Regions from separate parts of the Homo sapiens genome. Here regions 1 and 2 are each linked to region 3. Evidence: read pairs that join two places in POLR2A ChIA-PET (ENCODE). Cell type or tissue: PC-9. All regions are shown on one strand. Links, peaks and the distances in the headings refer to the core of each region. The heading gives the core; the rest is flanking DNA.

Region 1 (10,324 bases), core at 896-8,895, 170 kb after region 3:
GTTTTTCCATGGACCTGGGGTTTGGGGGGTGGTTTCAGGATGAAACTGTTCCACCTCAGATCATCAAGCATTAGTTAGATTAGGTGCACAATAGGGTTCGAGTTCCTATGAGAATCTAATGTGGCTGCTGATCTGACAGGAGGTGGAGCTCAGGTGGTATTGCTCGCTTGCCTGCTGCTCACCTTCTGCTGTGTGGCTTGGTTCTTAACAGACCACCATTACTGGTCCGTGGCCTGGGGGTTGGGGACCCCTCTGTGGAGGATATCATCACTCCTAGTCTATGTTCATTATTGAGGGGTTATCATTTACTGCCTTTTGGTAATTTGTATTTTTCCTGTGAATTACCTGTTCGTGTTCTTTATTCATTTTTCTGAAGGGCATTGATCTTTTTATGTACTGATTCACGAGGACTTAAGCCTATGATGCAGTTGTTTTCCCAGTCTTGGGAGCTGGCAGATGGTAAGTTTTGCTTTTGCTTTCTTTAACATTCAGAAAAGTGTAAGGTGCAGTGCTTGAGCATGCAATTTGTGGAGATCCTTCTTCTAAAGAGATGTCTGGTGGTCAGATTTGATATATATTAACTTTGGGAGGGTATGATCAAATTTAAAAATGGAAAAAGTCGAAATGTCTAGGTTAAGAATATGTATATAAGCATTTCATTAAAAGTTTTTATGATTAAAATATAAATGGAAAATCTCAAATATTTACATTAATTAATTTAAGGCACCCATGTTTACAGCCATTACCCAGGTCAGGAGATAGAACCTTGCCAGCTATACCCTGAAGCTGTTCAAGTCTTTCTCCCAATTACAGTCTTCATAAGAGTAAGTACTGTCCTGACCCAGTGTGAATCTTTAATTGTATTGTTTTGTTTCATTTGATATGTCTTTTAAGTTTTTTTTGAATCTGTAGGTTCTTCCCCCATCTCTCTCTTGTTTTTCCTTTGCAAAATATTTGTTGATGAAATTGGATCATTTGTCCTGCAGAGTTTTCCAAGGTTTGGATTTTGTTGATGGTTTCCACAAGGTGTGATTTAAGGTGTTTGACTTCTACACTGCATTTCCCAAGAATTGGTAATTGGCTCTAGAAGCTTAGATTCAGGTTTGTTTGTGTAGGCAACACTAATCAGTGGTGGTGTATGCTTCCACCAGGAGGCACATAATGTCTCATATTTTCCTTTTGTGATGTTAGCAGCCTTGCTTTTCAATTCTTATTTATTGGGGTTGCAATGTGATATTTTAATAATTCTTTTTTTTTTTTTTTTTTTGAGATGGAATCTCGCTCTGTTGCCCAGGCTGGAGTGCAGTGGCCCGATCTCAGCTCACTGCAAGCTCTGCCTCCCTGCCTCCCAGATTCACGCCATTCTCCTGCCTCAGCCTCCCGAGTAGCTGGGACTACAGGTGCCTGCCACCATGCCCGGCTAATTTTTTGGTATTTTTAGTAGAGATGGGGTTTCACCATGTTAGGATGGTCTCGATCTCCTGACCTTGTGATCTGCCCGCCTCGGCCTCCCAAAATGCTGGGATTACTGGGATTACAGGCGTGAGCCACCGCACCCGGCAATTATTTCTTTTTCTTTTTTTTTTGAGTCAGAGTCTCACTGTGTCGCCCAGATTGGAGTGCAGTGGCGTGATCTCTGGCTCAATACAACCTCCGCCTCCTGGGTTCAAGCAATTCTTATGCCTCAGCCTCCCGAGTAGCTGGGATTACGGGCGCCTGCCACCATGCCCGGTTATTTTTCTATTTTTGTGTTTTTAGTAGAGACAGGGTTTCACCATATTGGCCAGGCTGGTCTCAAACTCCTGACCTTGTGATCCTCCTGCCTCAGCCTCCCAAAGTGCTGGGATTACAGGCTTGAGCCACGGCGCCTGGCCCTCATTATTATTTTTTTTTTTTAGCTAGAATATTTCTATAAAGAGACGTGTTATCTACATTACGTTTTACTATAATTCATAGAGGGAAGGTAGAATAATTCTTACAGTTTATTTACCTATTTTCAAAATACAGCTGATTCCATGGCACCCTCCAAAAATAACTTTAATTTTTAAAGTATTATGAACTTATGGAAACACATTCTGTTTAAATTGACAAATAATAATTGTGTATATTTATGGGTATAATGTAATGTTTTAGTCTTTGTACACATTGGAGATTCAGTCAAGCTTATTAAAATAACCATCACCTTACCAACTTATATTTTTGTGGTAAGAATACTAAAAATAGTCCTTTTTAGCAATTTTGAAACACAATACATTATTAACTGTTGTCACCATGCAATGCAATAGATCACTAAAACTTGATTCCTCTAGTCTGAGACTTTGTATCCTTTGAACAACGTTTGTTTCCCTATCTCTCCCCTTCCCGTCAGTTTCTAGTAACCATTTTTCTACTCTTTTTCTATGAGATTGGCTTTTTTAGATTACACATATAAGCGAGATCTTTTTTTTTTTGTCTTTTTTGTGCCTTATTTCACTTAGTGTAATGGAATAATCATTCTTTTATGTGTTTTGGTCTACAGTTATTAGCCCTATTAATGCTCAAAATGCCCTATCTTTGGCCAGTGGAACTCTCTTCAAGGATCTGGAGTCCTTTTGATAGTTTTAGTAGTCTTTGATAACTTCCTGGTATGGCTCAGATGTTTCAGGTTCATTTTGTATATTTCCTACCCTGTATCTGGAATCATCTATTTTTCCAACAAGCCATGTTTCTTTTAGCATGAAATGGTACTTCGAGACCGTAATTTGGGCTTTCAGAATACTTGTTACTACTGCCTTGGTCATTGCTTCTGGGGGAAAATCTTATGTGTGTTTGTGTGGTGTATGTATGTGTTTATGAAAAGTACCTCACAGAGTTTCAGTGCGGGAAGTTAAAGTGGCAGGGATGGGGCTGGGTGTGGTGGCTTACGCCTGTAATCCCAGCACTTTGGGAGGCCGAGGTGAGTGGATCACCTCAGGTCAGGAGTTCAAGACCAGCCTGACCAACGTGGTAAAACCCCATCTCTACTGAAAATACAAAAATTAGCCGGGTGTGGTGGTGGGTGCCTGTAATTCCAGCTACTTGGAAGGCTGAGGCAGGAGAATTGCTAGAACCCGGGAGGTGGAGGTTGCAGTGAGCTGACATTGCACCATTGCGCTCTAGCCTGGGTGACAGGGCAAGACTCCGTCTCAAAAAACAAACAAAAAGTTGCAGGGATGGATGGTGGTGATTACACAATGTCAGTAGACTTAATGTCACTGAACTGTGTACTTAAAAAATGGTTAAGATGGGCCGTGCGCAGTGGCTCATGCCTGTAATCCCAGCACTTTGAGAGGTTGAGGCGGGTGGATCACAAAGTCAGCAGTTCAAGACCAGCCTGGCCAAGATGGTGAAACCCCGTCTCTACTAAAAATACAAAAATTAGCTGGGCATGGTGGCGGGTGCCTGTAATCCCAGCTACTCGGGAGGCTGAGGCAGAGAATTGCTTGAACCTGGGAGGCAGAGGTTGCAGTGAGCCGAGATTGCGCCACTGCACTCCAGCCTGGGTGACAGAGCAAGACTATCTTAAAAAAAAAAAAAGTTAAGATGGTAAACTCCATGTATATTTTGCCACAATAAAAAATGAAAAATAAAGTGCCTTATGATTTTACATTGACAATTCAGATGGAAATGTATTTATTTATTTTTTTGAGAACAAGATCTCACTCTGTTGCCCAGGCTAGAGTGCAGTGGCCTGATCATGGCTCGTTGCAGTCTCAAACTCCTGGGCTCAAGTGATCCTCCTGCCTCAGCCTCCCAAGTAGCTAGGACTACAAGCATGTGACACCATGCGTGGCTAATTTTTAAATTTTTTGTAGAGATTGAGTCTCACTATATTGCCCAGGCTGTTCTTGAACTCCTGGCCTCAAGTGATCCTCCTGTCTTAGCTTCCCAAAGTGCCGGGATTTTAGGTGTGAGCCACCCCACTCAACCCTCAGATTCAAATTTACAATTTATAGGGTTTTTCTGTCTTCTACTTTTCTATATCAAGAATGATGGAAATTACTGACAATAAAATATCACATAGTTATTCATTTGCTTCCACATAAGACATTCTCAAAATAATAGTATTAGCACTATACCAACAATTTGATTACTTAAAAATGAGTTTTTAATAAGACTTTTTTATATGCTTGCTCCGTTCACCTCCGCCACCACCCTTTTTGTAGTTGGGCTACATCTACATTGTAAGAACATGTAGTCATTATATACTTTAATCTTTTCCTTTTAACCCTTCCTTTAGTCTCAGCTCTTCAGGTAAATACCTATTTAGTGCTCATCACCATTCCCAGTGTCACTGCCTGGCCATCATTTTGATTGCCTTGCTCATTTGTTGTTGGATTCTTCAGAAAGGGTTTGTGAGAATAATAGTCCTGAATTTTTGTATGCTGATGGCAGTTTATCTGCAGCCTTTTATTTGAAAGTCAGTATGTCTGGATAAAATTCTTTTTTTTTGAGTTGGGAGTCTCACTCTGTCGCCCAGGCTGGAGTGCAGTGGCGCGATCTCGGCTCACTGCAACCTCTGCCTCCCAGGTTCAAGCGATTCCCCCGCCTCAGCCTCTAAGTAGCTGGGATTACAGACATGCGCCACCACGCCCGGGTAATTTTTGTATTTTTAGTAGAGACCATGTTTTACCATGTTGGCCAGGCTGGTCTTGAACGCCTGACTTTGTGATCCGCCTGCCTCGGCCTCCCAAAATGCTGGGATTACAGGTGTGAGCCACTGTGCCCGGCCAATAAAATTCTTAAGTCACATTTTCTTTGGGTAACCAAAGTATGTTCTTAGCATAAAGCATTGCTGTCAAACAATACTAGGATTATAATATGATAATGATTTTCTTTCTCTCATAATTGCCTTGCTGTTTTTGCCTGGATGCTCATGGGATATTTTCTCTCCGGTATTTTTCCAATGTTACTAGAGTGTGTTTTTGTCTTGGTTGTTCTGGATCAGTATTCCCAAGTACATGGTGTGATCTTTCAACATGTAGTGTTGACCATTTTTTAATTCTCAATTTCAGGAAAATTAAAATATTTAGTCTTCTGTTCACTTGTTCAGGTTTTCCTTTTGAGGGACTCATTTTCCATCTTTGTGTTTTGCTGGGGTTTTTTCCTCTATTTCTTACTGATGTTTAAACATTTGTCCCCTTTTTCTCTTCTCTTTCTCTGAAGGCATTATTGTGGTTTATTCACTGGAAATGATCTTTCCACATGACTCATCTTTTCTGAAATTATCTTAGATTTTTTTTCCTGAGTTTTAATACCTGATTTCTGAGTCTTTCTGGTTTCGGTTTATATTATTCATATTCCAGGTCATTTTCTTGATATATTTTATTTTAGCTCATTCTTAGGTACTGAGTTATAGTTCTCACTGGTTTTGTGGGCATAGCTTTCTGGTGTGCTTTTGTTGTCTGTAGGGATTATATTTGTTCCTTATACTTTTTTTTTTTTTTTTTTTTTGAGATGGGGTCTCACTCTGTTGCCCAGGCTGCAGTGTAGTAGTGTGGCACAATCATGGCCCACTGCAGGCTTGACTTCCTAGGTTCCAGCGATCCTCCCACCTCAGCCTCTTGAGTAGTTGGGACCATAGGCATGCACCACCAAGCCTGGCTAATTTTTTGGTATTTCTTGTAGAGAAGGGGTCTCGCCATGTTACCCAGGCTAGTCTTGAACTCCTGGACTTAAGCAATCCACCTGCCTCAGCCTCGCAAAGTGCTGGGATTACAGGTGTGAGCCATTGCACTCAGCCTCTTTTTTCTTATAACTACTTTGTATGGGATCTAACCCAAGATTATCTGCTGTTACTCCTTCTTACATGAAATTGCCTTTCCTGTTCTTTTAGAAGAGAAAGACTTGAGTTGGAGTAGCTTAACTTTAGCCTCTCCCTCTTCTGTTTTGTGGAGTGAAAAGACCTGTATCTGCTCCCCTCATATACTTTTAACTGAATCTTATTTTTTATCCTTGCTCTTGTCCTGCTCAGTTTGGATTCTATTTCCCATAGTTTCTCCTTAGCATGGGGTTTTGAGAGTTCATAGCCCGCATCAGCCCTTTCCTCCTTCATCATGGACTTCACACACTTGCCCACTAGGAGAAGATGAAAACTCTTCCACGCCCAGCTGCTGCTGTCCTGCTGGTCCACTGAGCTTTCCTGGTGATTTTGCGAGGTCATGGGGCCATCACATGCTGTGTTGCTTCCTTCTACTTCTCTTGTACAGATGGTGATTTCAAATTGGTCTTGGTGGTGGTGGTGGCATTTCCCCCACACACTTGTATATTTTGGAGTTTGTGGGGATACCTTTGTATCTAGTTTTATTGTGGATGTTTACTGTGTTTTTCTATATTAACTGTGTGTGTGTGTGTGTGTGTGTGTGTGTTGTGTGTTTCCCGGGTGTGTTAGTGGGGATATGGGGAGAATAGAAAACTATGCCAGTGTTCCTGGCATCTTGCTTGAATCCACTGGGATAGCCCCCGGTAGTTTTTAGTTTGTATATAGTCTGGTTAAATTGTGAGTCTATTGCTTTGTAGATTCTGAATTTAGCTTCATGCTTAGAAGAGCTTATTCACTTTATGATTAAAGGAATATATTTAGGTTTTTTGGGATTGTTTTTGTTTTTGTTTCCTTTCTTGCTTTTAAATCTTTGACCCTTCTGGAATTTTATTTTGATGTCAGGGATTTTGTTGCAAATGGACTAGCTTTTTCCTCTCTCCAAAATACCTAGCCAATTTTCTCAACACCAGTTATTGAATATATTGAATAATCGGTGTGTGTGGTGTTTTGTTTTTGCTTTGTTGCTGCTGATTTAAAATGCCCCTTTTTTTTGAATTTGGAATTACTATATATTTGGGTCTGTGTTCTAGTGGTTTGTCTGTCTAGTTCTATAGTAGAGGAGCCAACATTTTAATTATTACAGCTTTCTGATAATATTTTAATACTAGTTCCCCTCTTACTCTGTCTTTTCAAATTTCTTGTGGCTATTTTTGTGTGTTTATCCTACCAGATGAACTTTAGGATAATTTTGTCAGGTTAAAGAATTTGAGATTATGATTGGACTTATAAATTAGCTTGGGGAGAATTGAGATCTTTATAGTATTGAGTCATCCTGTCCAAGAAGCTATACATATATTTACCCCCCTTTTTTTAGTTATCTCTTACATCCCTTAATAGAGTTTTATAATATTTTTAGGTCTTGGCCAGTTCTTGCTAAGAATAAATTTATATTTTCAGTTGCTGGCATTCATAATAGAGTATTTCTCCCATGGTATATTCTAACTGGTTATTATTTATAGAAGAGCTGGTGGTGGCTCACGCCTGTAATCCCAGCACTTTGGAAGGCCGAGGTGGGCGGATCACAAGGTCAGGAGATCGAGACCATCCTGGCCAACATGGTGAAACCCCGTCTCTACTAAAAATACAAAAATTATCTGGGTGTGGTGGCATGTGCCTGTAGTCCCAGCTACTTGGGAGGCCGAGGCAGGAGAATGGCATGAACCCATAAGGTGGAGGTTGCAGTGAGCTGAGATCGCGCCACTGAACTCCAGCCTGGGCAACAAGAGTGAGAGTCCATCTCAAAAAAAAAAAAAAAAAGCTGGCCGGGCACGTTGGCTCACTCCTGTAATCCCAGCACTCTGGGAGGCCAAGGCAGTTGTATCACGAGGTCGGGAGATTGAGACCATCCTGGCTAACATGGTGAAACCCTGTCTCTACTAAAAATACAAAAAATTAGTAGGGCGTGGTGGCAGGCACTTGTAGTCCCAGCTACTCAGGAGGCTGAGGCAGGAGAATGGTGTGAACCTGGGAGGCAGAGCTTGCAGTGAGCCGAGATGGCGCCACTGCACTCCAGCCTGGGCGACAGAGCGAGACTCCGTCTCAAAAGAAAAAAAGAAAAAAGCTGTTGTTTTGGTGAATGTTAATTTTTGTGGCCACCATACTGAATTTTACTATTTTAATAGTTTTTCAATTGGAACTTTTGTGTTTATATGTACCCAAGTTTTGTCATGTGCAAATCATAATACTTTTGCTTTTGTTATTTATAGCTGTTTTTAAGAATTTTACATAATTGGGCCTGGTACAGTGGCTCACACCTGTAATCCCAGCACTTTGGGAGGCTGAGGTGGGAAGATCACCTGAGAGGAGTTCAAGACCAGCAACATAGAGAGGCCCTGTCTCTACAAAAAATAAAATAAAATGTTACCTAGTTATATTGGCTTATACCTCCAGAACATTGCTTTTCAACAATCATACTTTTGAGCATCCTGTGCATGTGTATTCCTGACGAATGGGAATGTTTCTGGAGTTCCTCCATTAGAGCATGATGTAGGCTTTAGTGTCTGTTGACATCATCCATTCATTCAGACAGAGCTTCGCTCATCACCCAGGCTGGAATGCAGTGGCACGATTTCGGCTCACTGCAACCTCCACTTCTCGGGTTCAAGCGATTCTCCTGCCTCAGCCTCCCGATTAGCTGGGATTACAGGCGCATGCCACCACGCCCTGCTGATTTTTGTATTTTTAGTAGAGATGGGGGTTTCACCATGTTGGCCAGGCTGGTCTCAAACTCCTGACCTCAGGTGATCCACCCGCCTCGGCCTCTCAAAGTGCTGGGGTTACAGGTGTGAGCCACTGCACCTGGCCTCTGGACATCTTTCATGAAGATTCTTTTTCTCTTTTGTCCTGTTAATGTAACATACTACATCTATAGATTCTTAATTTCAAAGTGTTCACATATTCCTGGAATTAACATCAATTGTGCATATTTTCTTTAATGTACTGCAGAATTCTATTGGCTAACATTTAATCAGGATTTTTCAAGTTCATCTTCAATGTCACTTAGATGTCTACAATTTTATTTGACTTGTTGCTTCTAATGTGGCTTTGGTTTGGTAAGGTGATTGTTTTAGTTTTACTTCTACCAGATCTGTATTAATCTCATTAAGTTTTCTTACTGCTCTTTTGAACTTGTGCTGCTTAGAAGCCACGTTTACTTAAGTACATTGAGAGTACAAAACAGTTTATATTTAGAATTTTCCCGAGTCATCTTCCAAATTATATATTTACTTCTTTTTTTTTTTTTTTTGAGACAGAGTCTTGCTCTGTCACCAGTCTGGAGTGCAGTGGCGTGATCTCAGCTCACTGCAAGCTCCGCCTCCCAGGTTCAAGTGATTTTCCTGCCTCAGCCTCCTGAGTAGCTGGGACTACAGGCACGTGCCACCATGCCCAGCTAATTTTTGTATTTTTAGTAGAGACGGGTTTCACCATGTTGGCCAGGATGGTCTCGATCTCTTGACCTCGTGATCCACCCGCCTCGGCCTCCCAAAGTGCTGGGATTACAGGCGTGAGCCACCGCGTCCGGCCTCCAAATTATATTTTTATCTGCCTTTTGCATAATTGTATTTCACTCCTTGTATTCTCCTCCCTTCTCTTCACCTGTTCTGAATTCGTAAGTAGGACCCTTGCTGAATTTGATTGTTCAGTGGGGATAAGTGAATTCTACTAAGCCTGCCATTTGCCCAAGATTGATCAGTGGTGGATCCTTTATAGCTCTCTGTGTTTAAGCATTGTTCAAATCGTCTCTTAGGACAAGAGAAGGAAGTTGGGGACTAGCTGATTTTAATCTTTGAGATACCCAGCTGTTTTGAAGGGATCAGGAGGCTGTGTGGAGTGATGGTGGCCATGGCATTTATGGGGTGAGGGCGAGCTGGGGCAGCTAATCTCTTACTGAATCAGTTAACTGCAGGTTCCTGTTTGGTGGGGGCTCCCCTCAAATCTGGCCTGCCACCCCTGACCTCAAGTGATCCTCCTGCCTTGGCCTCCCAAACTACTGGGATTACAGGAGTGAGCCACCGTGCCCAGCCTGGTTTTACATCTTACACATGGTATGTAGTTTTCCATTTCATATAATGGGTTTGTGGCTATTTCCATTTTAAAACTACCAGAGTTTCCCTCTGTATTTGTTCATTTCATTGGGTTTCGAGGAGGGGAATTATGCAAACAAGCACTCTGTCTCCTAGGAAAAAGCTCTACCCAAGTAGGGGCAGGGAACCAATCAGAATTTCAATTTTGGGAAGTATATAGAAAATCAGGCAGGCAACAGCTTGTTACGTCCAGAGAAACTCTGTGGTATTGAATGGGGCCAAAATGATGACAAATGGCTTTCACAGGAGATTTCTAGGTAAAGAACCGGTAAGGACTGGGGATTAGGATGCTGTGACCAGCAGAAACAGACCTGAAGTGGGGAGGGTGCTAGGTGAAGCAGAGTTCCTCCCGTCTGAGGCCAGGTCACATGCTGGGTCCTGTTCTGAGATTCCTGCAAGA
Region 2 (10,324 bases), core at 1,344-9,343, 58 kb before region 3:
ATTTTTAGACCATGTAGGGCAACTTCCTGACATTGCCATGGCATTTGTAAACTGTCATGGTGCTGGTAGGAGTGTCTTTAAGCACGTTAATGCATTATAATTAATGTATAATGAGCAGTGAGGATGACCAAAGGTCACTTTCATCACCATCTTTGTTTTGGTAGGATTTGGCCAGCTTCTTTACTGCATGCTGTTTTATCAGCAAAGTCTTTGTTACCTGTATCTTGTGCCAACCTCCTATCTCTTCCTGTGACTACAAATACCTAACCTCCTGAAAATGCAGGCCCATAGGCCCATAGCCTTATTTTACCCAGCTTCTATTCAAGATGGAGTTGCTCTGGTTTGAATGCCTCTGACATATTTTCCCCCTGCCTTTTATAAGAAAACCCTTAATCCTGAGTTCTAGAGGGACAAAGATCCATCTTCTGTAACTTCTTCAGGGTGAGTAAGGGCAATGATATTCCTGGTTAACAAATTAGGGTCTCTTGTATTTGTGGTAGAGAGGCACTCAGTAAGAAAGCATCAGTATGGTGAGGGCCATTCATAACTTTGAGTTCCAACAAAAGGTAATATCTAGAAGATTAATAAGTGTTCAATTTAAGAAAACATTCAGTAAGCTTATCCTGCATTCCTACACAAAGAGTACAACAGCAATATATTCCACAACAGTAAAGCAAAATAAGTAAAATTATCCCAAGTAAACTAAATAGAAGACTTTCCATGAACTGGGCAACTGTTGGAACCAAGCTGATACAGGGTTGCCAGCTGATTCCAATATGTGCCTAGAATTAGAATACTTATCCAGACTTTTTTCACAGTACCCATCCATCTCTCTTGTTTCTTCTAAGCTGTAGCCAAAGATCACTGGTTGGTTCACAGGAATAAGCAGTCGGTCTAAATTGCAGAATAAAAAAAAACTTAAAAAATACTGATGAGACTAGAATCTAATCACAGGTGTACCATTGTTCTTGAAACCTGATTTTTTTCTCTTTCCAGTCTTCCATTTTTACTAAAGACAAATCATACTAAGACCGATTTGCTTGCAAAAATAAGCTTTTTTGAAAAGATAAATCAGGTAGAGAGAAAACAAATATACTCCAAATTTTGTTCATGGGAATATACTTTACTCAATTGTTAAAAGCTGTAAATAGCTCAAAAGAAAAGTTGTCTTGACTCCGAAAAACAAAACAAAGGATTAGCAATATTTTAAGCAAAAGGTCAAAAAAGATTACTTCAGTCTTCCATTAGTTCAGTCCTTGAAGTTAACTCCTGTTGATATTCATGAACATTTCAACTCTCCATGAGAGTCCTGAAAGTTTTTTCCTCTATTCTAGTGTAACAGTCTTCAAAGTTGTCAGGAACCTGCATTCAACAGCACTTGTCAAAGTCCTACAGCTAATTATACACCACCTTTTGAAGAGGATTAAAACAAAACAACAATAGTCTGTGGATGACAAAAACTCTTAGACCAGCCATTATTTAAGCCACAATGGATTAGGAATTTTGGTTACCTCTATGGTACACAATAATTTTACATAACAATTATAATTATTAATAACATACACTATGTCATATCAGAATTATAGGAGTTTCCCATAATTTTGGAACACATACCAATAATGTATTTATACAAATATAGTGCAAAGAAAGCCACCATTTCATATTTGGCAATGCTTCCTATATGATTTTTATACCAAATAAACCAGTTTCAGCTTTGCATTAATGTACTATTAATGTTAAACCCAATTCTTAATAAAACCTTGGCTGGGTGCAGGGGCTCATGCCTGTAATCCCAGCACTTTGGGAGGCCGAGGCAGGCGGATCAACTGAGGTCAGGAGTTCGAGACTAGCTTGGCCAACATGGCAAAACCCCGTCTTTACTAAAAATAGAAAAAAATTAGCTGGGCGTGGCGGTGGGCACCTGTAATCCCAGCTACTCAGGAGGCTGAGACAGGAGAATCTCTTGAACCCGGGAGGCAGAGGTTGCGGTGAGCCAAGATCACGCCATTGTACTCCAGCCTGGGCAACAAGAGTGAAACTCTGTCTCAAAAAACAAACAAACAAAAAACAAAAAACAAAAAAAAACATTAATTTTTCACAAACCTTCAGATTTATCCTAACTTGAAACAATCATTTAACCCTTTAAGCAAAAAAAAAAACCCCACATTCCCATGCCTTCTTAAAATATTTTACTTGGGGTGGGTGCAGTGGCTCATGCCTATAATCCCAGCACTTTGGGAGGCTGAAGCAGGCAGATCATGAGGTCAGGAGATCAAGACCATCCTGGCTAACACGGTGAAACCCCATCTCTACTAAAAATACAAAAAATTAGCCAGGCGTGGTGGCAGGCACCTGTAGTCCCAGCTACTCGGGAGGCTGAGGCAGGAGAATGGCGTGAACCCGGGAGGCGGAGCTTGCAGTGAGCAGAGATCACGCCACTGCACTCCAGCCTGGGCCTGGCTGACACAGCGAGACTCAGTCTCAAAAAATATATATATAGATAGATATAGATAGATAGATGATAGATAGATGATAGATAGATAGATGATAGATAGATAGATAGATAGATAGATAGATAGATAGATATAGATAGATATTTTACCAAAAACACATTTCACTTTTCTTACACACCTTGCATGTAAAACTGTTTTTACTTCCCAAAAATTACTTAAGTCACATGAACTAAAAGACATTGCACCTTTTACTTTTCTGACGAAATATTTGAATTAAGCTCTTCTTATTTTATAAGCCAATTAATCAGCTCTTTCATATATAAACATCACACACAGCACATATAAATAGGTAGAGAGAAGAAGATCCAGTAGTTGTAAGATTTTTCATTTGCCAGTTTCTTTTTTTTTTGAGACGGAGTCTCACTTTGTCACCAGGCTGGAGTGCAATGGCACGATCTTGGCTTACTGCAACTTCCACCTCCCAGGTTCAAGCGATTCTCCTGTCTCAGCCTCTTGAGTAGCTGGGATTACAGGCAAGTGCCAACACGCCCAGCTAATTCTTGTATTTTTAGTAGAGACGGGTTTCACCATGTTGGCCAGGATGGTCTTGATCTTTTGACCTCATGATCTGCCCGCCTTGGCCACCCAAAGAGCTGGGATTACAGGTGTGAGCCACTGAGCTTGACTTTTTTTTTTTTTTTTTTTTTTTCGAGACAGAGTCTTGCTCTGTCCCTAGGCTGGAGTGCAGTGGCACCATCTCAGCTCACTGCAACCTCCACCTCCCAACTTCAAGCGATTCTCACGCCTCAATCTCCTGAGCAGCCGGAATTACAGGCGCTTGCCACCACGCCCAGCTAAATTTTTTTGTTTTTTTTTTTGAGACAGAGTCCTGCTCTGTCTCCAGGCTGGAAAGCAGTAGTGCGATCTCAGCTCACTGCAACCTCCACCTCCCAGGTTCAAGCAATTCTCCTGCCTTAGCCTCCCAAGTAGCTGGGACTACAGGCATGCGCCACTACGCCCAGCTAATTTTTGTATTTTTAGTAGAGATGGGGTTTCACCATGTTGGCCAGGCTGGTCTCAATCTCCTGACCTCGTGACCTGCCCCCGCCTCAGCCTCCCAAAGTGCTAGGATTATAGGCATGAGCCACCAGGCCCAGCCAATTTTCTGTATTTTTAGTAGAGACAAGGTTTCACCACGTTGGCCAGGCTGGTCTCAAACTCCTGGCCTTAAATGATCCACCTGCCTTGGCCTCCCAAAGTGCTAGAATTACAGGTATAAGCCACCTCACCCAGCCTCATTTGCCAGTTTCTTAATTGGATTATGGGCTTCAGGGTAGAGCCCTTGGAGGGAAAGGCCAGGAAAGCATACAGTTTCTATGACAGGCACAGCTGGAAGACAAAAACAGACCCCCAAAATGAAGGGTCCCATTTTTATACTGAATCCTGGATCCCCAAAAGAGAAACGCAACAGAACAAGACAATGCAAAGATTTTACCGTGCATTTCTTTGAGTCTCACTCTGTCGCCCAGGCTGGAGTGCAGTGGCACAACTTCGGCTCACTGCAACCTCCACCTCCCAGGTTCAAGCAATTCTCATGCCTTAGTAACTGAGATTACAGGAACGCACTACCATGCCTGGCTAATTTTTGTATTTTTAGTAGAGATGGCGTTTTACCATGTTGGCCAGGCTGGTCTCCAGCTCTTGACCTCAAGCAATCTGCCTGCCTTGGCTTCCCAAAGTGCTATAATTAACAGGCGTGAGCCACCATGCCTGGCAACTTACATTTCATTGCAAAACAATCTGAAGCCAGTTAGCCCATTCCCCATGGGAGTCTTATCTCTCAGTGTTGGGGTTGGGATATTGCCCTACCTTCCAGGTGGCCAACAGCATGCTTCTCTAATCCAAACGTACAAAGAGCTGAGTATCCTCCCATAACTGCCATTAGCCATCCCCAAAGTATATTTCCTACCTAGCTATTACATATCAAAGCACTCTCATAATGTAAAATAATTTCTGATACCCCCCAAAATAAAAAACGACAGATAATGCAAAGCAAAACAGAACAGAGCCTTAGATTTTGAGAAGGATCTATTCACTTCTAATTCCCGGGATTTCATGAGGAAAACAGATGTTTTTCTCAAAACAGGGTCTGTAGCACCTCCTCTGTTTTTCCCAAGGAGTCCCAGACTGTTACAGCTTGAATAAGCTGACTTTTATCCATAGAGCTCTTAAAAAAAAAAAGTCCTCTTAAATCTCTTATTGCCTGACTTTAGCCAGGCTACACTGCCAATATTTCTGGCTTTTGAATTTTACCAAAAGTAACCTCACAGGTTACAGCATTGGGCAGTTGCCATTGCTCTTCCCAGAAGGGGCTTAGAGCAGCCAATTTTGAGCTTGCAATGACTTTTAACTGCTCAAGATAATCTTTAGAGCTTACTATGACATGAATTCCAAATTTGTGGTCCACTGAATGGCAGAGACCAAAAGAAAGTGCTGCCACATGGTTACAAACTCAAGCCACTCAGAGTGGGGTGAAATGACCTTCTGACCAGGAATTTCAGCATGTGGTCTCTGGGCAAGATCAAAGAGCAGACAATTGCCCTCAGTAATAGAAAAAATAGAGAAAGGGAAAAAAGCATTGCCTGCCGCAGGGTGGGGAAGGCAAGGTCAGAGAAACACCCACCCTCTGCAGCAACGCTGAATCAAAAGTCAGACAGCCACTTGTCACTAGCAAAGAGATCTTCTCCAGCATCCCATTAGCTCTCAAGTTTCCCCCTTTGGGAAGAAAAAGGTTCTCTATGTCCCATGAACCTGCACATGCCTAGTCCCATCACCCATAGGTGTCACTTCCCATTTTTGTCTATAAATCTTCTTCCACCACTTGGCTGTGCTGGAGTCTCTCTGAATCTGCTGTGATTCTGGGGGCTGCTCGATTCGTGAATCATTCATTGCTCAATTAAACTCCCTTAAATTTAATTTGGCTGAATTTTTTCTTTTAACAGATGGTACCAGAAGTGGATAATTACTTGGCTTGGATCCAGTGAGATGCCTCTTACAACTGACTGAATCAGAAAGAAACTGGTGGTAAATGGTAATATTACAGGGGGTGTAAGATTTGACTTTTAAAAATTCACGGGGATGTTTGCGTTCTACCCCTTTGTTTCATTTTTCTTATATGCTCAGGTAGCAAAAAAAAAAAAAATCATTGACTGAGTTAATCAAGGGCACCTGAGAGTAAAGCCAATATTTTAGGTAAAGGTGGGATCCTTAATTTCTGGAAAACTGAGCTCCTTCCAACTTACACGTTAAACACAGAAAACAGCATAGTCTTACAGAAATGATGAAATCTTACTAAAGGTAACTTACAGTGGAACATTCTGAATGAACCACGACAGACTGAAGTACATTTAAAAATGAGGACTCCCAAAAATTAAAATCTGCTAACCTTTTAACTTAGTTACTATCCCCATCTAAAGGAAATAGACTGCAGCACCAACTGACTGACTTTGAATAAGTAATGGGGTACATTTTACCCGAGTAAAGAATGGCACTGGGTTAGAGGCCCTCCGCTCAGTAAAGTCCCTTTTGGTTAAAAATGGGTTAAAGATGACAGAGCCTTGCCAGTTTAATATTTGATGCCTCCATGCAGCCACTTGGGTGGCAACTTGCAAAATTGAGAGGCTTTTGCCTGTGGTTCCATGAGACAGAAAAAATATTATTTTCCTTTGTGTTGCAGCTTGGCCCCCAGGGCCGTGGTGCAGCCAGCAGGTCACTAGGGCCACTTGGGGAAAGGGAACCCGGAAGCCCGACATGTCAGCAAAAGAGTAAAAATTTCTTACCAGTCAGACTGCTGCCTCTCTCTCCCTGTACAAACTGGTTGAATGAATGATAAAAATCATTATCTCCTGTGAAGTTTTGATTAATGAAAAAAGGATTTATGAGGCTACTCTTGAACTATAGCCAATCTGGTAAGCTTTATGTGTCTTCCTATATCGTTCTGTCATAAAGAGGAGTTCTTTTTTTTTTTTTTTTCCAAGATGGAGCCTCGCTCTGTCACCCAGGCTGGAGTGCAGTGGCGCGATCTCAGCTCCCTGCAACCTCCGCCCCCCCGCAGGTTCAAGCGATTCTCCTGCCTCAGCCTCCCGAGTAGCTGGGATAACAGGTGCGCTGTAATTTTTGTATTTTTAGTAGAGATGGGGTTTCACCATCTTGGCCAGGCTGGTCTTGAACTCCTGACCTCATGATCCACCCGCCTTGGCCTCCCAAAGTGCTGGGATTACAGGCGTGAGCCACCGCGTCCAGCCAAGAGGAGTTGTTTAGGATAGAACATGGGCTTAAAACCCCATAAGCCCGCTGCTCAAGATGGCTCAACAAACTGGTTAATAACAAACTTTACTGAAATAAACAAACAAGAAAACTGGATGAGGTCTCCATCTTGTTTTATGTCCTCGGGAATTTGACTTTGTGAGAACATGGCGGTACTTTCTCTTGGTCTCCGCCTTCCAAGGAAGAAGAATTTTAAAGTTCATGTCATAGTTAACTCTAAAAATTACCTTAAGTAGTTAAAAGCCTTTACAAGCTCAAAATTAACTACTCTAGACTCCTTCCGGAAAGGGCAATATAAACCACCCAGTGCTGTAACTCAGTAACTAAGATTTTGTCCTTTCATAGTGACAGCCCAGGTTCAATTCCTGACTTAGAAAATAAGTCCTTTCTTGTTTAATATCTGCATAACCATTACCATTTGTTGATTGTCTTCCCCTTCTGTAACCATCTTGAATTTTCCTTTCTCAGAACACCTGTAAGGTTACTTGGTAAAGTTTAAAAGTCAGAAATATTGGCCATTTGACCTGGCTAAAGTAGGGTAATTTAAAAGAAATTTAAAAGGATTTTTTAAAAAGAGCACTATTGTTAAAAGTCAGCTTAATTAAAAACAGATATTCAAGCCCTAACAGCCTGAGACCCTTTGGGAAAAACAGGAGATGCTAGAGATCCAGTTTTTGGAAAAACCTGTTTTCTTCATGAAATCCCCAAAATTGAAAGTGGATAGACTCCTTTCAAAATCTAAGTCTCTGGTCTGTTTTGTATTACATTATCTGACATTTTTTACTTTTGGGGTTATCAGAAATTACTTTACATTATAAAAGAGATTTGGTGTGTAATAACTAGGTAGCAAATATATTTTTAGGGGTGTCTAATGACAGTTATGGGGAAACACTCAGCTCTACACATTTGTATCAGAGAAACATACTCTTGGCCACCTGAGAAGTATGGAGATGTCTCCACCCCCAGTGAGAATGAGACTCTCATGGGAGATGGACTAATTACAAAATGGATTGATTGGCTTTAGGTTGCCATATAATGAAATACATAGTAGTAACATTACACTGTCTTCTCCAATAGCATTTCGCTTTGTAGGGGGATCCAGGATACAATATGAAAATGAGACCCTTGGCTGGGCACAGTGGCTCACACCTGTAATACCAGCATGTTGGGAGGCTAAGGTGGGAGAATCATGAGGTCAGGAGTTCGAGACCAACCTGACCAACATGGTGAAACCCCATCTCTACTAAAAATACAAAACATTTATCTGGGTATAGTCGTGGGCACCTGTAATGCCAGCTACTTGGGAGACTGAGTCAGGAGAAATGCTTGTACCCAGGAGGCAGAGGTTGCAGTGAGCTGAGATTGCGCCACTGCACTCTAGCCCAGGCGACAGAGTGAGACTCCATCTCAAAAAAAAAAAAAGAGACCCTTAATTTTGGGGATTTGTTTTTGCCCTCCATCTGTGCCTACTTATTAGGCCATAGAAACTACATGCTTTCGTAGCTGTTTCTTCCAAGGACTCTACCCAAAAGCCAGTAATCCAATTAAGAAACTTAAAAATGTAAATGAAAAAATATTACAGCTACTTAATCTTCTTCTGTCTGTGTAGTTATATATGTGTTGTGTGTATAATGTTTATATGAAAGAGCTCTAATTAATTGCCTTAAAGAAAAGTAAGTACGTAAATCAAATATTTTGAAAAAAATAAAAACTATAATGTCTTTTAGTTCACACAACTTTAGTGCTCTTTGGGAAATAAAAACAGCTTTAAAGATTATTGACAAAATAAAAACATTTGATCTAAATTATACAGATTGGATATTAGCTTTACTAAATTCTTTAAGGTCATAAACTGCTTCCTTGACTTTTAAAAATTGTTCAATTTATTTTGGAGTGTTAGATTCTACATAAGGCCTGCAAACATGTGGAATTAACAGTGCTCCCTAACTATACGAAGAAGGTTATAAAGAAAAGAGATTTTATATAAGAAAGACCTTGTATAGTAAATTATTGTCCTAAAATAAAATAACTGGTTATTTAAAAACAGAGATGTTCAGGACAAGTCAAAGTCCAAACATGTCATAGATGGTCTGTGTAAGTCGTGAAAGGATTCATGAAAGGAAATTTGTCCACCAAAAGTAAAAGTTGTTAAGAGTTACCAATAAAACATGTAATTGAGACTGGAGAAATAGGTTCATGCACAAGGTGTGAGAGGAAAGTAAAATATGTTTTTCATAAAAGATTATAAAAAGGCATGAGAATGTAAATTTTTGCCTGATTTAAAGGATGAAAAGATTTTTAAATTAGATAACATAAATCTAAAAGTTGAAGCAAATTGTGGAAAAATTAATCTTGTAAAAAAAATTCTGTGTGCAGCCAGGCGCGGTGGCTCACGCCTGTAATCCCAGCAGTTTGGGAGGCGGAGGTGGGTGGATCACGAGGTCAGGAGATTGAGATCATCCTGGCTAACATGGTGAAACCCCATCTCTACTAAAAATACAAAAAATTAGCTGAGCATAGTGGTAGCTGCCAGTAGTCCCAGCTACTCAGGTGGCTGAGGCAGAAGAATGGCATGAATCCGGGAGGCAGAGCTTGCAGTGAGCTGCGATCACGCCACTGCACTCCAGCCTGGGCAACAGAGCAAGACTCTGTCTCAAAAAAAAAATGTGTGTGTGAACATACTGGCTAAATTTAAAGGGTTATTATTTGGTTTTCCATAAATTGAACATCGAAAAAAAAACACAACAGGGTTTTCTTAAAAACCTGATTTACTCAGCTGGGTGCAATGGCTCATGCCTGTAATCCCAGCACTTTGGGAGGCCAAGACAGGCAGATCACCTGAGGCTGGGAGTTCGAGACCAGCCTGACCAATGTGGAGAAACCCCATCTCTACTAAAAATACAAAATTAGCTGGGCACAGTGGCACATGCCTGTAATCCCAGCTACTCGGGAGGCTGAGGCAGAAGAATCTCTTGAACCTGGGAGGCGGAGGTTGTAGTGAGCCCAGATTGCACCATTGCACTCCAGCCTGGGCAACAAAAGCAAAACTCCATCTCAAAAAAATCTTTCACAAACATTGTAAAGGGTTATAAAAGGTTTATAAAAATCTCACCTCATGGTCAAACTGGTTAAGCATAATATAAAGTGTTTTAAACCTTTAACATCTTTAACAGACTCCCTCAAATCAAATTGCAGCTTCAAAATTGTCTTATCTAACCTCTAACTTTGGGATACTACAGAGGGCCCCAAGACATCCAAAAGAAAGGTAAACAGGATTATTTAACCTACGAAGTTACATGGGAAACATTGTCAAAATAAAAATAATGTTTAACCTTCTTCAGGTTATGTTTTAATGAACAATATTAACATATGTTCCAAAATTGTATGGGATTTCTAAAATTCTAATGTGTCTGAGTATATGCTATCAATCATAATTAGTTATTATGTTAAGTCATCATAGACCACAGAAATAACCAAATTTCCTTGTCAATTGTGTCTTTTTTTTTTTTCTTTTTTTTAAGACGGAGTCTCGCTCTGTCGCCCAG
Region 3 (10,324 bases), core at 1,171-9,170:
AAGCAATGAAACCACATTTGGTACAGCAGCTGCAACTGGAGTCACCTCTTGGTTAGGCTTATGAGAATCCACTGTCATTCTGCAAGATCCATCTTCTGCACAGGCCAAATAGGAGAGTTGAACAGGGATGTGGGAATCACTACCCCTGCGTCTTTCAAGTCCTTGATGGTGGCATTAATCTCTGCAGTCCCTCCAGGGTTGTGATACTGTTTTCGATTTACTATTTTTCTAGGTAGAGGCAGCTCTAACGGCTTCTGTTTAGCCTTTTCCACCATAATAGCCCTCACCCTACCAGTTAGGGAACGAATGTGGGGGTTCTGCCAGTTGCTAAGTATGTCTATGCCAATTATGCATTCTGCCACTGGGGAAATAACAGGATGAGTCTGGGGGCCCACTGGACCCACTGTAAGTCAGACCTGAGCTAAAACTGCATTAATTACCTGACCTCCATAAGCCCCTACTTTAACTGGAGGACCACAGTGACACTTTGGGTACCCCGGAATCATTGTCAGCTCAGAACCAGTGTCCATTAGTCCAAATGTCTGATCATTTCCCTTTCCCCAGTGCACACTTACCCTGGTAGAATGTCAGAGGTCTCCTTGGGGAAGGATGAGAGAAAGATCCACTGCGTAAATTGTTGGTAATGTGGTGGGGTCCTTCCTCAAGGGGACCCGGCCTCCCCTTCCTTCAAGGGGTTCTGGGTCTGTAAACTGGCTCAAGTCTGGAAATTGATTGAGGGGCCGTGATTCTCTGTTTTTATAATTCAAACTAGTCTTTTGTGCATTAGACCTGGAAGTTTTCTGTTTATATAAATTAAGTAGGAATGCAGTAGGCTTCCTATCAGTTTCACTTCTAGGAACAGCATGATTAATTAGCCAATGCCAGAGCTCTACGTGAGTCAGACTATTCTGATTGCTGCTTTGTCTCTACCATCCATTACAGTAGCTACGAACACCTTGTCTTTGACAGTTGAGTGCCGCCACTTGGCCCCTGCCACCTAGGGATCCAGTTATTCCCATTGTATTTAAATTTTGTAGTTGAGTGATTGCAGTTCCCACTGTTAGATTTGACATACAGAGACAAGCAATTACAGGGCTCTTCAAAGATGCAGATGCTGCCCTCACAAATCTGTTTTGCAAAGCATTGGTCAAGGATATATCTTCTGGACCCTCCCAGCTGGGATGAGTAGGTCTAAAGTGCCTAATCCACTCCACCATCCCAATCTCCCTAAGCCTTTGGATCCCTTACTCTACATTAAACCAAGGGAGATCAGGCATTTCCAGCTCACTCATAGTGGGCCATCTTTTAATCCATATTTCAGCTAACCAAGCACATAAACTATTAGAACCTTTTTTAACTCCCCGAGCTGCAACATTAAAAGCAGAGTCCCTACTTAGTGGGCTCAAATCAATAAATTTAGCCTGATCCAACTCTATGTTCCTTCTACCATTATCCTATACCCTTAATATCCATTCCCATGCCTATTCTCCAGATTTCTGTTTATATAAATTAGAGAACTCAAGCAGTTCTTTTCAAGTGTAGCGCACCTCATCACGTGCCACAGTCTCAACCTCACCTCACCTGCTGGGACTTTAGTCCAGTTATAGGTCTAGAAGCAAACAGGGGTGTTGGGGGTGACTCCTGAGGAGAATCAACATTATCTTGCCTGGCAGCTGCCTCAGGGGAGGCCATCAGTGTTGCCTCAGGCAGTGCAGAGTTTATCTCAGACAAAGGTGGAAAGGCTGATGGCAGTATGGGTTAGGGAGGGGATGTTGCCACTACTGGGGATGGGGAAGCTGTTCCTTCTGGCAAAAAAAGTTCATCAGAGTTTACAAGCTCAGTGTCCCCAGCTTCATCAGGGTCCTCCCACACGTTCCCATTCCAAGTTGCAGGGTCCCATTCTTTTCCCATGAATGCCTTCACTTTAACAAAAGACACCTGGCGAGGCTGTGCATGCACCTTTTGTTGCAGGTCAGCCACTCACATGATAAGAGCTTGTATCTGTTTTTCCACAATTTCAGCTCTTTCTCTGCCAGAGATAAGACTCTCACTCAGGACAGTCTTAGCAGATTTGAGGCTCGGTGTCTGCTTCTGAAGGGAGATTCTACCCAGGAGGTAGAATCCCTGAGTTCGTCATTTTCATTCATCACTTTGTCCACTGAACTTAGGAGCAACCAACCAGCTTCATTATGTCCCTTGGTTCTCCACATATGGTCAAAGGTATTATGTATAGAGTCACTAAACTCCTTGCCTCTCATGAGCGATGAATCAGGAGTGTCAAATGTGTTTGTTTTGCATAACTTTCTAAACAGTTCATGCCAAGGACTATCAGTGTTCTCTACTTCCATTATCAGTGGAGGCCTTAGCATTTTTGGGTCTAATCATATTAAGCAGCCAACTCCAGAAACCCCACGACAAATGAAAGAATGCCATCCTTACTATTCTGTTCCTCTAGAACCACTCCTGGTACCAAAATCCGTATTAGGGTTCCTAGATGGACAGAACTAACAGGATGTATGTATGTATGTGTATATATATAAAGGGGAGTTTATTAAATATTAAATTACATGATCACAAGTTCCCACAGTAGTCTGTCTGCAAGCTTGAGGAGCAAGGAGAGCCTGTCAAAGTCTCAAAACTGAAGAACTTGGAGTCTGATGTTTGAGGCCAGGAAACATCCAGCACAGGAGAAAGATGTAGGCTGCGAGGCTAGGCCAGTCTCACCTTTTCATGTTTTTCTGCCTGCCTTATATTCACTGGTAGCTGATTAGATTGGTCCACCAGATTAAGGCTGGGTCTGCCTTTCCCAGCCCACTGACTCAAATGTTAATCTCCTTTGGCAACACTCACAGCCACACCCAAGATCAATATTTTGCATCCTTTAATCAAGTTGACACTCAGTATTAACCATCACATGGCCATTCTGCCTGGAACTAATTTCTGCTCATTTTCAGGTCTCAGTATAAATAACACTTGCTGAGTGCAGCAGTCTTCTTTGACCCTTTCTGAATGCAGTTCAGTGTTTCTAAGTGTTCCCATTGTACCCTGTATTTCCTCTAACATATAGCACATTTCTACCAAGGCTGTCAGACTCCTGTGTTCTCTGAGGACTTAGGTGCTGTGTGTTGTGTTCATTCCTGTGTTTGCTGTGCGTGGAAGAGAGCAGGTGCATAAGAGATGATCATTCAGTGAATAAAAGAGCATGTGAACTCGAGAGGAGCAGTGCCCAGAAGGAGGAGGCATGGTCGGCCAGGGGAGGCAGGTTGGATTGTGGTTGAGAGTACAACCCTCGTCAGATAAACCCTTGTCAGGTAAAGCCTTTCAGGTAAAGGCTTGAGACCCATTTCTTTTAACCTGGCTTACTCTCATTTTCCTCATCTCTAAAATGAAACAATAATAGTAGTTAACTAAGCTCTGAATAATAAATGAGATGATGTGTAGAGACAGAATCTTTTGTAGCCTTCTGGTACTTACAGCACTCATTACTTAGTATTCTAGTTATTTTTTGTCATCTGAATTTCGTGAGGGCAAAAGTCAATCCTTTTTTTTTTTTGAGACAGGGTCTCACTTTGTCGCCCAGGCTGGAGTACAGTGGCACAGTCATGGCTCCCTGCAGCCTCAACTTTCAACCAATCCTCCCATGTCAGCCTCCTGAGTAGCTGGGATAAGTGCATGCCACCACGCCTGGCTAATAAAAGTCAATTCTTATTCATCATTTTATTATTTATTTTTTGGAGACAGAATCTTACTGTCACCCACACTGGAGTGCAGTGGCATAATCACAGCTCACTGCAGCCTCCACCTCCTGAGGTTCAAGGTGATCCACCTACCTCAGCCTCCTGAGTAGCTGGGACTACAGGTACATGCCACCATGCCCTGCTAATTTTTATATTTTTTATAGAAACAGGGCTTCGTCATGTTGCCCAAGCTTGTCTCGAACTTGGGCTCAAGTGAACCACTTGCCTTGGGCCTCCCAGAGTGCTGGGATTATAGACATGAGCCACTGTGCCTGGCCTTATTCATCATTTTATCCTTAGCGTTTGGTACTTAACATGTTCAGGAGCTATTTGTTGAAATGAATTGGTATATATTAGAGATGGGTCATTTTGCAACTCTGAGTAACCAGATACACAACTTAAATATTGACTCAGGCCCATTGGAGACCTGTGATTTTGGGCCACTCCTCAGAAACATAGTTCTGAGAAGCGATTAGGTTGGCAACTTTTTTGATGCTAGACCAGCTGTGTGATATGGGTTCCAGCAGGTGTGTCTCCTTTGGGCCATAAGCTTGCTAAAGAATGGGTGGCAGTTCTCAAATTCTCATCTCTTGTCTGGCCTAGACATTGCCAGAATGGGAGTGCTTCTGGCTCAGCATGGGTGAGGTTCTTAGATAATGTGGGGGTAGACACAGCTGTGGGTTCTGGGAATTGCTGATACTCGCAGTGGGATCCAGAACAGATGTAGCCAGTTTCTTTTGAACTGTAGGGGAAAACTTGCGGAAACTGGAAGACTTATTTTTCATGTCTTCATCTTTTTTTAAAAAATAAAATAAACAAATAAAAAGTAGCCATAACATTGGAGTAAATGTTGAAGTAAGGAATTAACAGTGGCGGGGCAGGGGGCTCACACCTATAATCCCAGCACTTTGGGAGGCCAAGGCAGAAGGATCACTTGAGGCTGTCATGCTTCTGTTCCCTCTTTTTTTTTTTTTTTTTGAAATGGAATCTCGCTCTGTCACCCAGGCTGAAGTGCAGTGGCACATTCTTGGCTCACTGCAACCTCCGTCTCCCAGGTTCAAGGAATTCTCCTGCCTCAGCCTCCCAAGTAGCTGGGATTACTGGTGTGTGCCACCACACCCGGCTAATTTTTGTATTTTTAGTAGAGACGGGGTTTCACCATGTTGGCCAGGCTGGTCTCAAACTCCTGACCTCAAGTGATCCACCTACCTCGGCCTCCCAAAGTGCTGGGATTACAGGCGTGAGCCACTGTGCCTGGCCCATGCTTCTGTTCTAATTGAATTTAAGCCCCACTGAGATATTCTAGTTTAGAAAACCTGGACGTGCTGTGATCCTGGTGCCAGCAGTTTTTGCCTTTCCTTTGTGCCATAATGGCAAGCTTTGTTCAAATTCAAATGGAGCAGCAAGAGGTGGTATACAAAGCACAAAGACCATTTTTAACTGATGCATTTGTTGAAAATTTCCATAATTTTCAGAGTTAGTTTTTTAAGAAAAGTCTGTCAGCCTAACCAGTAGAACCAGTTCTGCTTGAGTATTAAAGAACTATACCTTTTCTACCTTTTTGCTGCACATTGAACATGATAGTTAGTGGAATAAGTGAGGAATGTTACCTCGTGTTTCACAGCTGCAGAAGTAAGGTTGTCAACATCTACTAACTAGGTAGTTGGTAGGGAGTGTCAGAGTTAAAGGCGCAGAGGCTTAAGGGCAACTCTAGACCCTTCTGTAAAACTAGTTTATGGTTTAAGAAGCTCCCACCACCCCAAAGAATAGGGATAGTACACAGGCAGCTCTCACTGGATGCTGATTGAATTGGCTGTTAGATCCTGGGATGTGCTGGGCCTATCTACTGCTCTCTCTGAAAAGGCTTCACAAGTAATAGTCTTTCCATTAAGCTTTAGAGGAATCCTCCGTTTTTCAGTATATTGCAATATGAGTAGAGCATTTGGTGATGCCATCCATATTAGTGGCTAAGCCTAGCTATTGTTTCTTTTCTATTCTTTTTTTTTTTTTTTTTTTTTGAGACAGGGTCTTGTTCTGTCACCCAGGCTGGAGTACAGTGGTGCAATCATAGCTCACTGCAGCCTTGACCTCCCAGGCTGAGGTGATTCTCCCGCCCCAGCCTTCTGAGTAACTGGGACTACAGGCACATGCCACCATGCCTGGCTAATTAAAAAAAAAAAAAATTTTTTTTTGTGGAAATGGGGTTTGGCCATGTTGCCCAGGCTAGTCTCGAATTCTTAAGCTCAAGTGATCCGGTCCATCCACCTTGGCCTCCAACAGTGCTGTGATTACAGGCATAAGCCACCGCGCCTGGCCAAGATTATATACTCTTGAAAGGAAGCAAGAATTGCTCAGGCATACATACCAGTGTTATTCATGGTTAGAGCCTTTCCTGGAGTCCCATTGAACTCTTGAGTCAGTTGGCTTGAAAATTAGAGACTCATGCCTCAGAGGACCCAGTGGAGTGAGTCATAAGAGGTAACACTTTCAGTAGGTGTTGAGGAGCCTCAAGGTTCTTCTCCATGCAGCTGGCCAGTGTCACTTAGGTTGGGTGTAGGTGTCTTTTGTTGTTGTTTTCCCTTTAGCTTCCCTTGGCCTCTCTATAACTCTCATTCGAGGCTTTCCCTGGTCACTTTGTGTTGCTCGCTTTTACCTGGTTTCAGGTGGATCTAGCAGGTACTTCACTGATCATTCTGCCTTGTTTTTCCTTTTTCCTTTCATTCCTTCTTTCCACATGACAGTGTGGCATTGAATAAGAATGCAGACTGGGCCAGGAACGCAGACTGCGCACAGGGTTTGACTTTCACCTGTGCCACATACTAGCAGGGTGTCTTCATCTGTAAAATGGAGACAATCATGGGTATAATAACTCTATTGCAAAGGTTTGCTGTGAGGATTAAATGAGTTAATAAATAAATACAAAGCTTTTTAGACAGTAGCTGGCACTTAGAGCCCAAGAAATGTTTGTTATTATTCACTTCTCAACCTCAGTAAGGGCTGGCCCTGTACCCACTTTGGAAAAAGGAACAGTAGACTTTGGCGTTCACAGATTGGACATCTGTGATGTCTACAGTCCACAAGTGACTCTTGGTCACAGTGTAGTAATTTGTAATGCCACTAAGAAAGAGATTATATTTACTCATTCAATTGTAAAGTTTGGACAGCCTTTAATCACTCACCCAACAAATTTGCCAATGAAAACAACAGCTTATACACATTCAGAATACAGCATGGTTAGGAGTAGGATGCACATAGGGGAATTTCAGGGGAACCCACTCCAAGATCCACATGTAGGACTCAGCACATCCAGATACGGGTGCTCTCGTACCTTGTTGGTATCCACCTCTGCTCTCCTTCATTCAGCTATGTTCATTCTCCTGTGATCAACAAGCAAAGAATGGTAAATCCGTTTTCTCTTAAGAATATTGAAATATATTAGCTCCATATTTGTCAGTTCTTTCTTTGTTTTTCTTGTGGAGTTCAAAAAGCGATTGTGAAATATAGGGATGAAGAGACTACAGACATTGCCAGTGAATACTCTCCGTTCCGTCCTTCCTACCCACCCAAACAGGTAACTTGTGAAAATCAAATTCAAAGAAAAACTCCAATTAAACTTATTTTTGAGGCAAGGATTTCTTTATGATTCTTATTTGTATACCCTGATTTTTTGGAGTCCTCTAGGTTATTTCTCTTCTTGGGACTGGTTTGGATTTTTGTTTGAGGGGGGAAGCAGTTGATAGTGGTGATGATGGTTATTTGTTTTTTACCTGAGTTGATTATCTGTAAGACTTGCATAGTGTATATTTATAATTTTTTTGAAGTGTTAACCAGAAAGGATTAGATACTCATGATGATTTTTATTTTTTATTTTATTTATTTATTTATTTATTTATTTATTTATTTATTTATTTATTTTAGATGGAGTCTTGCTCTGTCGCCCAGGCTGGAGTGCAGTGGCACAATCTCGGCTCACTGTAAGCCCCGCCTCCCGGGCTCACGCCATTCTCCTGCCTCAGCCTCCAGAGTAGCTGGACTACAGGCACCCGCCACCACACCTGGCTAATTTTTGGTATTGTTAGTAGAGACGGGGTTTCACCAGCTAATTTTTTGTATTTTTAGTAGAGACGGGGTTTCACCATGTTAGCCAGGATGATCTCGATCTCCTGACCTCGTGATCCGTCCGCCTCGCCCTCCCAAAGTGCCAGGATTACAGGCATGAGCCACCGCACCCAGCCTGATGCTCGTGATGATTGAGTACAGTGTGGCACCTTAAATTCCAGTGCTCCAGTGGTTATATAGGTTTCTATTCTCAATTTGTTACCACCTTTTAGCAACTTGATCTACTGTCAACAAAATTAGTAGCTGAGAAAGCTTTTTTGTGTGTGCATGCCCAAGCAGGTCCTTCCTCTCGGATGTGGTCTCTTTTTTTTTTTTTTGAGACGGAGTCTCGCACTGTCTCCCAGGCTGGAGTGCAATGGTATGATCTCAGCTCACTGCAGCCTCCACCTCCCAGGTTCAAGTGACTCTCCTGCCTCAGCCTCCTGAGTAGCTGGGATTATAGGCATGCATCACCATGCCTGGCTAATTTTTATATTTTCAGTAGAGACGGGGTTTCAGCACGTTGGTCAGGCTGGTCTCGAACTCCTGACTTTGTGATCCACCCGCCCCAGCCTCCCAGAGTGCTGGGATTACAGGCATGAGCCACCACGCCCGGCCCAGATGTGGTTTCTTAAGAAAGCCATTGGTCTACTTTTTTGGTCTTGCAGAGGGTTCAAAGTGCTTTCTATTGCAAAAGATAAGATGCATAATGACCAGACATAAATCATGGTGTGCTGCTAGAAGATAAATCCTATTAATAGAAAAATGCTATTTCCTTTACCCTGGCTTCAGATATTCCTAATGTAGTTAAAGTCTTACAGATTTAGGGCCAACTTCAGTGTTGCTAATTTCAGGAATTCCTGATCCACAGAAAAAAGAATTGTGAGCCTGAGTAGAGTCAATTTAGTTTAATATGGGAAACAAGATTGGGAGAAAAGTAGAAGTTACTAGTCTCATGTAACAGTTTTTTTTGTTTTTTTTTTTTTTTTAATGATAGAGTCTCCTTCTGTTGCCCAGGCTGGAGTGCAGTGGCACGATCTCAGCTCACTGCAACCTCCACCTCCCGGGTTCAAGCTATTTTCGTGCCTCAGCCTCCCGAGTAGCTGGGATTACAGGCACATGCTGCCGCATCCTGCCAATTTTTGTATTTTCAGTAGAGACGTGGTTTTACCATGTTGGCCAGGCTGTTCTCAAACTCCTGGCCTCAAGTGATCCACCCACCTCAGCCTCCCAAAGTGCTGTGATTACTGGTGTGAGCCACCACACCCTGCCGAGAGATTCTTGAATAATTCCCCTACTCTTTGTTTACTCATGAAAGGAAATCAAGCAGAAGCACAGATCCTGCTACCCCCAACAACTATAACAAATTACATGACCAAGTACCTGTGTCACCGAAGTTATGTATGTATCTCTTAAAGCTCTCATACTAGGTAGTATTGTTTCCATTTTAGTATATCGGAGGAAACTGAAACTGACACTCAGTCAGTTTAAATGACAAGACCAAAGTCACATCTGTGGATGCCAGAGCCATATTTGGACTGTGGCCCCAGGTCGGTATTCTTTCTGTTTTTAGTACATGCACAGAGAAAATATTGGAGAAACATAGAGAAAGACAAAAACTTAAATTATTAGTACTATGCTGTATAAAAAATACAACTTTCTACTTAAAAAAATTTTGTTTTAAGATATACATGGATACCTACCTAATATGTAGATGCAAATTCATTTTTCTCCCTCAGATTTTCTACTTAGCTGGAAAAAAATGAGTATTAAGTGTTCATTCTAGAAAAGTAGGGCAGCTTTTAGGAAATGAAATGTCTGTGTTATGTCCTTTTAGCACTGTGTCAAATGCAATGGAAAGAAATTGTTTTGGAACCTTTAGAGATGTTGCTTCTTAGAGTTTGTCCCTCTGGCTGGATAAAATTAATCTGAGAACAACAATTTCAGTTTTTGATTTAAAGCTGATAGGAGCATTTATAAGCATTTTGACCTATGAGAGCTTCATTGTACCCCCACACACCCTAGTTCTTTTCAAGATCTTTCTGGCAGGGCCCTACCCTTTTTCTACCTCTCCTAAGGTGCCCCAGGATCATCACACATTTGAGATGATGTGCACTCTGAATGTGAACTTGGTAAGAGTCCAAAGAATTGACTTTTCAAGAACCAGTGAAGTAAATACCACCAGGCTGCCTCTCAGCAAGTCCTCAAGAGTGGTAGTTGACTTTAACATCCATGTGCTTTTGTCCTGTATGTCCCCAGCCCCTAGACTGCGGACTGGTACTAGTCTGTGCCAGCACTGCAGGAGTTGAATGTAGGAGTAGGGGGCAGCAAGGATTACCTCCTGAGTTCCACCTCCTGTGGGATCAGTGGCGGCATTAGATTCTTATAGGAGCATGAACCCTATTGTGAACTGCACATGCAAGAGATCCAGGTTGCACGCTCCCTATGAGAATCTAAGTAATGTCTAATGACCTGAGGTAGAACAGTTT

The links. ChIA-PET counts read pairs that join two places held together with the same protein. Peaks named below come from ENCODE experiments on the same cell type or tissue, not always from the same donor. Only the 100,000 strongest peaks of a DNase experiment are listed, where the experiment ranks them.
Region 1: POLR2A ChIA-PET joins it to region 3 with 8 read pairs; 2 of 35 experiments call an interaction of 5 or more read pairs at or near these places.
Region 2: POLR2A ChIA-PET joins it to region 3 with 5 read pairs; 6 of 35 experiments call an interaction of 5 or more read pairs at or near these places.

The regions. Positions count from the first base shown.
Region 1 is chr5:32,111,995-32,122,318 of GRCh38, reverse strand. No RefSeq gene overlaps it. Among named protein-coding and RNA genes, the nearest start is that of GOLPH3, 57 kb to the left of the region's middle. In PC-9, for the core only: no CTCF peak of the experiment used is centred there; no DNase peak of the experiment used is centred there.
Region 2 is chr5:32,337,956-32,348,279 of GRCh38, reverse strand. No RefSeq gene overlaps it. Among named protein-coding and RNA genes, the nearest start is that of MTMR12, 30 kb to the right of the region's middle. RefSeq lists a silencer at 8,171-8,371. In PC-9, for the core only: no CTCF peak of the experiment used is centred there; no DNase peak of the experiment used is centred there.
Region 3 is chr5:32,279,749-32,290,072 of GRCh38, reverse strand. The region is part of intron 1 of MTMR12 (myotubularin related protein 12); the gene reads left to right. Among named protein-coding and RNA genes, the nearest start is that of MTMR12, 28 kb to the left of the region's middle. RefSeq lists enhancers at 9,228-9,337, 9,358-9,407. In PC-9, for the core only: no CTCF peak of the experiment used is centred there; DNase peaks (open chromatin) are centred at 5,292 and 6,152.